Linked DNA regions of Homo sapiens: region 1 is linked to region 2. The links are chromatin contacts, found by Hi-C in ENCODE. All regions are on one chromosome and are shown on one strand. Each heading gives the region's core, a stretch centred on a gene start or an enhancer-like site at or near the end of the contact. The rest is flanking DNA. Distances are from core to core; before and after follow the strand shown.

The links. A loop is a pair of places that touch in the nucleus more often than their neighbours do. Pooled maps may share reads with other maps.
Region 1: a loop to region 2 is called in a pooled map, with 7 times the contacts of the local background. The contact joins the enhancer-like site here to the promoter of GGNBP2 in region 2. A Hi-C loop is called at or near these places in 3 of 37 single-sample maps with no recorded cell type and 3 of 50 pooled maps.

Annotation. Positions count from the first base shown.
Region 1 is chr17:37,819,187-37,823,628 of GRCh38, forward strand. No RefSeq gene overlaps it. Among named protein-coding and RNA genes, the nearest start is that of HNF1B, 76 kb to the left of the region's middle. Within about 2 kb of position 1,390, at least 5 of the 41 ENCODE cell types and tissues checked have a DNase peak (open chromatin) inside an H3K27ac peak, as active enhancers do.
Region 2 is chr17:36,542,548-36,546,368 of GRCh38, forward strand. GGNBP2 (gametogenetin binding protein 2) reads left to right here and starts at 2,372. Exons shown (of 14, transcript NM_024835.5): 1 at 2,372-2,550; 2 at 3,072-3,270. The coding sequence starts at 3,178. It also overlaps a transcript of MYO19 not described here.

The DNA.
Region 1 (4,442 bases), core at 140-2,639, 1.3 Mb after region 2:
TTGGTTCTGCTGTTTCTAGCAGTCAGCAACAGAACCTACGAATGCCACGTTCAGCGATGCATTCTCTGTTACCAGAGATATTTCAGCACAGGTGGTGATGGCTCGGGAATTTTGCAGTATTTGAGGGTGGGTAAGAAACTCCACTGTCCACTTCAACCTTAAGTTTCTGTCAGTCTGAGTTCATCAAAGCAAAAGAATGGTGAATCATTTCTGGAGACTTCATGGGAATGGGGATTGGACCCTAAAGGGTGGGCAGGATTTAGAAGGCAGACAAGGAGAAGACAACCTCCAAATAGTGTTTGGTCACTGGTGGTGGTGGGGTTGGGGGAGCGGGGTTGTGGGGAAGCATGTGCTAATTGATGAGTTAGGTAAATCAAACTTGGTAAACCTGGTTCCTAGAACTCCTATGTGTAATGCATCGCCCTTGATTTTCCAGAGAAATTCAAAAGTTAGTAGCTAGCCAAGATCAGAGCTATTTGGTGCAGAGCAGTTGCTATTGCTACCACTTATTCTCCCTCTCCCTCCTTCCCCCTCTTCCTCCTTCTTCTGTTGAAACCATGTGAGTTTCTACTTCTATCAGGTGTTAAAGTAGTGCATTCCTGCAAAGCTGACATTTTAATAAGAAATAAAGATTGAAATCAGATTTCACGTGAAGTTTGAGACATTTTAGGGCCAAAATCTCCTTCTCAGCCTATCCACTGCGGCTCATTGGTGCTTTGTTGTATTTTGTTTTGTTTTACAGACAAGGCTGAAAGGCAGGGGAGTGGATGTCTAAAATCCGGTGTCTGATGTTCTGTGATTTTATCACAACGTACTCATTACAAAACGGCATAGAAACGCTATTTGCAATTTAGTCCAGGATAAAGATCCAGGGCTCAATTTGTTCTTTGAATAGGTTTTAGAATACACTGGAGGATTAGAGACAGTTTTTTGATGAAAAATTTATTTCCAAATACTTTCCAAATTTACAAGGTATAATTATAATAGTAACAGCAACAATGAAAAACAAGTCCTGCAGTTTACTGTCTCTTATTTGCCAGACCTTAATCAGGATGCTTTGACACCCATAATCTTTGTAATCTAAAAATGACACAGTGAGGTGGGCACTATATCCTCTTGTTACACATGAGGCTCAGAGTTTACCTTCCTAAGCTGACATAGCTGGGCTGTTACTACATCCAGCCTTGTGCGCCTACAAGTCCTTTGCGTTTCCACTTCTGATCTGCCAAGACTGCAGTGCTTAGTTGGGTAGATTTCTTTCCCCCGCTAAGCTCACTTTTGTGATCAAGAGCTCTCTGCTGAGTCCTTTCTGTATCTGTGACAGTTTCCAGCCAGAGCTGCCCAGTATTTTTAGGTACTTGAAACTAGATTAAAAAAATATTCACTTCCTTCTGGGTGGCTCAGGAAGTCAAAAAGCAGTTTTCATTTTTTTTTTTGTTTAGTAGCACTTAGCTTTGAGTAGTCAGGTCACCTGGGGGTCTTACTGGGGACTTGATGACCTTAAAGGCTAGATCTAAGGACCTATGAAGCACTCCCGCTTGAAAGGAGGAAGAAGAAAACACACAACCATTTGTAGGAGGAATAGTGGAGATGGACCAACCCAGAAACTGTATTTCAGAATAAATTCATTCCTTTGTGCTTCAAGGCCCCTCATACTGATATGATGTCACCAAAGCTGCTCCAGGGCTGTGACCTGCTAGTCATGGCCCTGGGGCACATCCCTTTGCTCTCCTTCTCAGCATACTGCAGCAGCAGAGGTAGGGTGTTAGGGGGTGTGCAGATTCATCCCTTTCTCTAGACTATGAGTTCTTGGGATAGGGTAGACCACATTTCCCCAAGGAGTTTGTGGGTATTCAAGAGAAAGTGGTTGCCGAGCACAGGGAATGGGCAGTGGGCTAGAAGCAGCCACCTTTTCAGGGCTTTGCCTGGGGACTTGGAACTGCCTGGATTAGTCACTAGGGAGAGTTTTCAAAATCTTTATGGTGTCATGATTTGTTAAATCTTGTCCACATCAGAGCCTGTGGTTTTTCTGAATGCCTTAGAAAGTTAGCCTCTCTGGCCAAGTGCAGTGGCTCACACCTGTAATCCAAGCACTTTGGGAGGCCAAGGTGGGAGGATTGCTTGAGGCTGAGAGTTCGAGACCAGCCTGGGCAGCATAGAGAGATCTCATCTCTACAAAAATAAAAAAGACTGGGCGCGGTGGTGCATGTCTGTAGTCCCCACTGCTGCGGATGCTTGAGTTTGAGGCTGCAGTAAGCTATGAAGGCACCACTGCACTCCAGGTTGGGCATCAGGGCAAGATTCTGTCTCAAAACTAAATAAATAAATAAGTAAATAAATAAATAAATAAATACAGTTAGCCTCTCCTCTGTGGCCCCAGAGCTCCTGTACATATACTTGTCTCAAGACTTCACATACTGACTCCTTCATTCAGTGAGTGCTTACTGAGATCCTACCAGGTGCTGGGCACAAGAATGAACAAGACACTTATGGCTCCTACCCCCATAGAGTTTACAGACAAGGGGAGAGGCTTATAGTCACCTGGACCGAAATGGTGCCCCCAGTACACTGTGAGCTCCTTGAAGGTACAGATCGGGTTGTATTGAGTTTTGCAAATTTTCATTTATTTTATTTTAAACTTTATTATGTAATTTACATGCCATAAAATTCACCATTTTAAAGTGTACAATTCAGTGCTTTTAATATATTCACAAGGTTGTGCAACCATCACTTCTGTCTAATTCTGGGACATTTTCATTGCCCCAAAAAGAAACCCTATGACCGTGAGCAGCTGCTCCTGTTTCTCCTCCCCAGTCCCCAACAGATAAGATGGTAATCACTCATCTATTTGCTATTCTATGGATTTGCCTTTGGACATTTCATATCTGCATATGGACATTTCATATAAATGGAACCATGCAATATGTGGTCTCTTTGGTGGACTTACTTTAACTTAGCATAATGTCTCCAAGCTCTTCCATGTTATAGAATGTATTACTACTTAATTTCTTTTTATGGCCCAATATCCCATTGAATCCATTGCATAGAGATACTACAGTTATCCATTTATCAGTTGATGAATGGTTCTACTTACTTTTTTCTTTTTGAGGCAGGGTCTCATTCTGTCACCAAGGTTGGAGTGCAGTGCTCCAATCACAGCTCACTGCGGCCTCTACTTCCTGGGCTCAGGTGATCCTCCCACGTCAGCCTTCCAAGTAGTGGGGACTACAAGCACACGACACCATGCCCAGCTAATTTTTTGTATTTTTAGTAGAGATGGGGTCGCATCATGTTGCTTAGGCTGGTCTCCAATTCCTGGGCTCAAGCAATCCACCTGCCTAGGCCTCTCAGTGAAGGGATTACAGGTGTGAGCCACCACACCTGACTGGTTCTATTTACTTTCGTATTTTGTCCCTTAATATCTTTCTCCCTCCCTCTTGCCCTTCCTTCTTTCCTTCCTCTCTTCTCTAGTCCTCCTTCCTTCCCTCTCTCATTCTTTCTTTCCTCTTTCAAATACTTGTTATTCCACACCTACCATGTTATGGACACTGTAATGAACCTTCTGGTAAAGGTTCCAGACTAAAGAAAACGAAAAAGCACCATTTTAAAAAAGTTTTAAATAAATGCTTTGTTTTAAAATAGTTTTAGATTTACAGAAAAGGGCCGGGTGCGGTGGCTGACGCCTGTAATCCCCACACTTTGGGAGGCCGAGGTGGGTGGATCAACTGAGGTCAGGAGTTCGAGACCAGCCTGGCCAACATAGTGAAACCCCATCCTTACTAAAAATACAAAAATTAGCCAGGCGTGGTGGCGGGCACCTGTAATCCCAGCTACTTGGGAGACTGAGGCAAGAGAATCGCTTGAACCTGGGAAGCAGAGGTTGCAGTGAGCTGAGATTGTGCCATTGCACTTCAGCCTGGGTGACAAGAACGAAACTCTGTCTTTTTAAAGTAACTCTCTTTTTTAAGAAACTCTCGGCCGGGAGCAGTGGCTCACGCCTATAATCCCAGCACTTTGGGAGGCCGAGGCGGCTGGATCATGAGGTCAGGAGATCAAGACCATCCTGGCTAACACGGTGAAACCCTGTCTCTACTAAAAATACAAAAAATTAGCCAGGCGTGGTGGTGGGCGCCTGTAGTCCCAGCTACTTGGGAGGCTGAGGCAGGAGAATTGCTTGAACCCTGGAGGCGGAGCTTGCAGTGAGCTGAGATCGCGCCACTGCACTCCAGCCGGGGCGACAGAGCAAGACTCCATCTCAAAAAAAAAAAAAAAGATTTACAGAAAAGATGCAACAGGAGTACAGAGTTTGTGTATCTCATCCCAAGTTTCCCCTATTGTTAACATTTTACATTACTCTAGACAAGTTCAGGGTGGTGTGGCCATAGACTTACATTACTGTAGTCCATTTGTTGCAACTAAGGAGCCAGCATTGTTACACTACT
Region 2 (3,821 bases), core at 1,122-3,621:
AATTAGCTGGGCGTGGTGGCAGGCGCCTGTAGTCCCAGCTACTCGGGAGGCTGAGGCAGGAGAATGGCATGAACCCGGGAGGCGGAGCTTGCAGTGAGCCGAGATAGCGCCACTGCACTCCAGCCTGGGCGACAGAGTGAGACTCCGTCTCAAAAAAAAAAAAAAGGTTTAAAGTGGGTACATTAATTGATGTACCACTGTAGGAGCACCTCTAGATACTGAAGGCCACAGTATCTTGGCTCACTGCAACTTCCGCCTTCCCGGTTCAAGCGATTCTTCTGCCTCAGCCTCCGGAGTAGCTGGAATTAAAAGTGCTCGCCACCACGCCCAGCTGATTTTTGTATTTTTAGTAGAGACAGGTTTTCTCCATGTTGCCCAGGCTCGTCTCGAACTCCTGACCTCAAGTGACCCGCCCGCCTTGGCCTCCCAAAGTCTTGGGATTACAGGTGTTAGCCGCCGCCCCCGTCCTGGTTTTTGTTTTGTTTTTTACATAAAACGCAAGATTCTCTAAAAATGTCCAAATTTTGGCTATGTATATGAACATCATACATACGTATTAGATTCAAGCTAATACTCACTCTTCTACTCTGCTAACATGGCCAGAAGACATAAAAAAAATTTTTTTTTGAGACGTAGTTTCACTCGTCGCCCAGGCCGGAGCACAATGGCGCGATCTCGGATCATTGCAACCTCTGCCTCCCGGGTTCAAGCGATTCTCTTGCCTCAGCCTCCCGAGTAGCTGGGATAACAGGCGTGCGCCACCACGCTCGGCTAATTTTGTATTTTTAGTAGAGACTGGGTTTCACCATGTTGGTCAGGCCAGTCTCGAACTCCTGACCTCAAGTAATCCACCCACCTCGCCTCCTAAAGTGCTGGGATTACCGGCGTGAGCCATGACCCCGGCCCAGAAGACATAAATATTTGCCGGGTAATGACACCTTCGGGAATGAACAATGGTTCTTCGTTTATTATGTCACCGACCCTAACAATGACCACACAATGTACTAAGTCAACATGGCTAAGGGTGCACTATGGGTTATTTGTTGTGAATCTCTAAGACTCCATGTGATAACCAAAATACTTTATTTTGTTTTGAGATGGAGTTTCGCTCTTGTTGCCCAGGCTGCAGTGCAATGGCGCGATCTGGGCTCACTGCAACCTCCGCCTCCCGGGTTCAAGTGATTGTCCCGTCTCAGCCTCCCTAGTAGCTGGGATTACAGGTACATGCCACCACGCCCGGCTAATTTTTGTATTTTTAGTAGAGACGGGGGTTTCATCATATTGGTCAGGCTGGTCTCAAACTCCTGACCCTCAGGTGATCCACCCACCTCGGCCTCCCAAAGTGCTGGGATTACAGGCGTGAGCCACCATGCCCGACCCAAAATACTTTTTTTAAAGGTATCACAGCTCCAGGAAATAGAGCAGTAAATTGATCTGTCCTTCAGATCACCAGGACTTTCATAGGCTAAATATCTTCACAACAGACCTCCAAAACCTTCAAGGTCAGAACTGAACACACGGTGGCGAGAGGAACTGTCTTCACAGCAGCTCTGCTTCCTCGGAGACGGCCAGAGGGAAAGGCCGTTGGCCAGTGCCAGTACTTCGCCCAAGGGAGTACCTGCTCACATTAACCCAGCCCAAGAAGTTCCTTTGGCCAAGACGCACACACACACACCACTGTCCGGTTTTCTATTTCCTTCCAGTGTAACGACAACCACAAGCTATCAGCACTTCACTATTTGCTGTCCCCTCAGCGGGATCGGGATGCAGCTACGCAGCGGGCCCCTGGCGAGCCGCGGTGTCAGGGCCCTTTTCTCCTCTTCCCACCGTGGGAAGCGAATTCAGTGGCGTCAAGGGCCAAGAGCCAGACCTGAGTTTGTCTCTCACCCCCCGATGCTCGTCTCCCTTTTCTCACTGCCTTCCGCCCCCTCTGATCTCGACTTCTCGCAACCTATCCAGGTCCTCTCTGGGCCTCTGCCCTGAGTCAGCCCCGAATCAGACGGGCTTGACTCGCTGAAAGAATTCCCCTTTGAGAGGAGGCAGATTCCCCTCTACATAGACGACACCCTGACGTCGAGGGGCTTGCCCCTCGTCCGTGGGGAAGCCTTCCCGGCCCGCGGCTGGGGCCTGAGGTTGGGCCGATCACCCCTCCTACCAGTCCTAGTTCGGGTCTAGCGGAATGGCTGGGCTCCGAGAAGGGCGCCGGGCCCACGGGCGGGACGGCCAGGGCGGCCCCGCACCCTCTGGGCGCAAATTTCTCCAGCGGGGTCCCCAGCGCGGCCAGCCCCAGTCTCGCGAGAGGACGTGGGTCCCGCCCGGCGCCCGACCCCGCCCGGCCCCACCTTCCCCTCGTCCCCCGCCCTCCTTCTTCCACTCCCCGCGGCGCGAGCGGCTGACTGCCCGTAGAGGAAACGACATTCGGAGCTGCGCTCCCGCCCACGCCGGCCCTGACGCGGGCCTCGTCAGCCAGTAACAGGGAGCAGAGGTGGGAGTTAGCGAGGCGACCACGAAAACGGTGAAGGTCGGAACCGACAGCCTCCTCCGAGAAGGGTGAGGAAAGGGTCTGAGCCTCCCCGTTCCCTGGACTCCGCAGAGCCGCTGCGGGGTCGATCCCTCCCAGGGGCGGGGTCGCGCTGGGCAACTGCAGTCCTGGGGCCGACTGGGCGGGGTGCGCCCAGAAGCGGGGAGAAGGGGTCAGTTGGGGGCAGAGGGCACCCGGGCGGCGGGCGGCGGGGAACAGGCTGCGGGGCCCAGGCCAGGGGTGGGGTCCTGGGGCCGGGACTCCTGCAGCGGGCGGGGAAGCCCCCGGCAGGCCGGTCCCTTCCGCCTCTCCTTTGGACCCTGACTGGAGGCCGGCGGGCGGGCGGGCGGGCGGGAGAGAGGGAGGGAGCGCGGCGCGAGGGGGGCGGGTCCCGGCGGCGCTGGGCGCTGATTGGCTGAGCGTGTGTGGAATCGGGTGATGGGAAACGCAGCCCGGCTCTCCCGTACCCTCCCGCTCCGCTCCCTGCCCCCCGTGGCGAATGTGCTGCGCAGCGGCGGGTGCTTACGCTCGCGGGGTTTGGCTGTTGCAGGCAGGAGCTGGGAGGAGGCGGCAGCGGCGGCGGCAGAAACAGCAGCGGCGGCGGCGGCGGCAGCTGGGAGGAGGTGGTGACGGTGGCAACGGCAGCGTCGGGGACGATGGCGCGACTCGTGGCAGTGTGCAGGGACGGGGAGGAGGAGTTCCCCTTCGAGAGGAGGCAGATTCCCCTCTACATAGACGACACCCTGACGGTGAGCGGGCCGGGCCGGGCTGGGCCCGCCGCTCCCCTGGCAGCTGTTTCCCCTCCTCCCCCTCCCCCAGGCCGAGCGCTGCGCACTGGAGAAAGAGTGTGTTGCAACTCCTAGGCGAGGCCTTCTCTTCAGCAGGCCCCACAAACTCGCCTTTGCAGTGGGTGGCTCGGTAACCTCTGTCGGCCCCAAGCCCAGAGCTCCGTACGCACTCCCTCTCTCCAGATTTTCCTTCTTTTGGAACCTTATTCCTTGACCCTTTCCCTTTAGGAGACGCTGCTTTTGTCAAAGCACACATCTCAGAGAGGGGTTGAAGGATCTTGGGCGTTTAGGGCCTACCCCATACAGAAACCACCTACCCTCGGGGAGGCTTAATTACCTGGTAATGTCGCAGCTGCACTGCTACCTGTGTATTTTCTGTTTTAATACTGGTAGCTCTCACCACATAAGCTTAATTACTGGGGGCAGAGTGACATGCTCGTGCACAGTCAAGATTCCACTAAAATGGTTTGATTTCGTTGTAAATAGTCTCGTATTGCCTAATGCATTAAAAC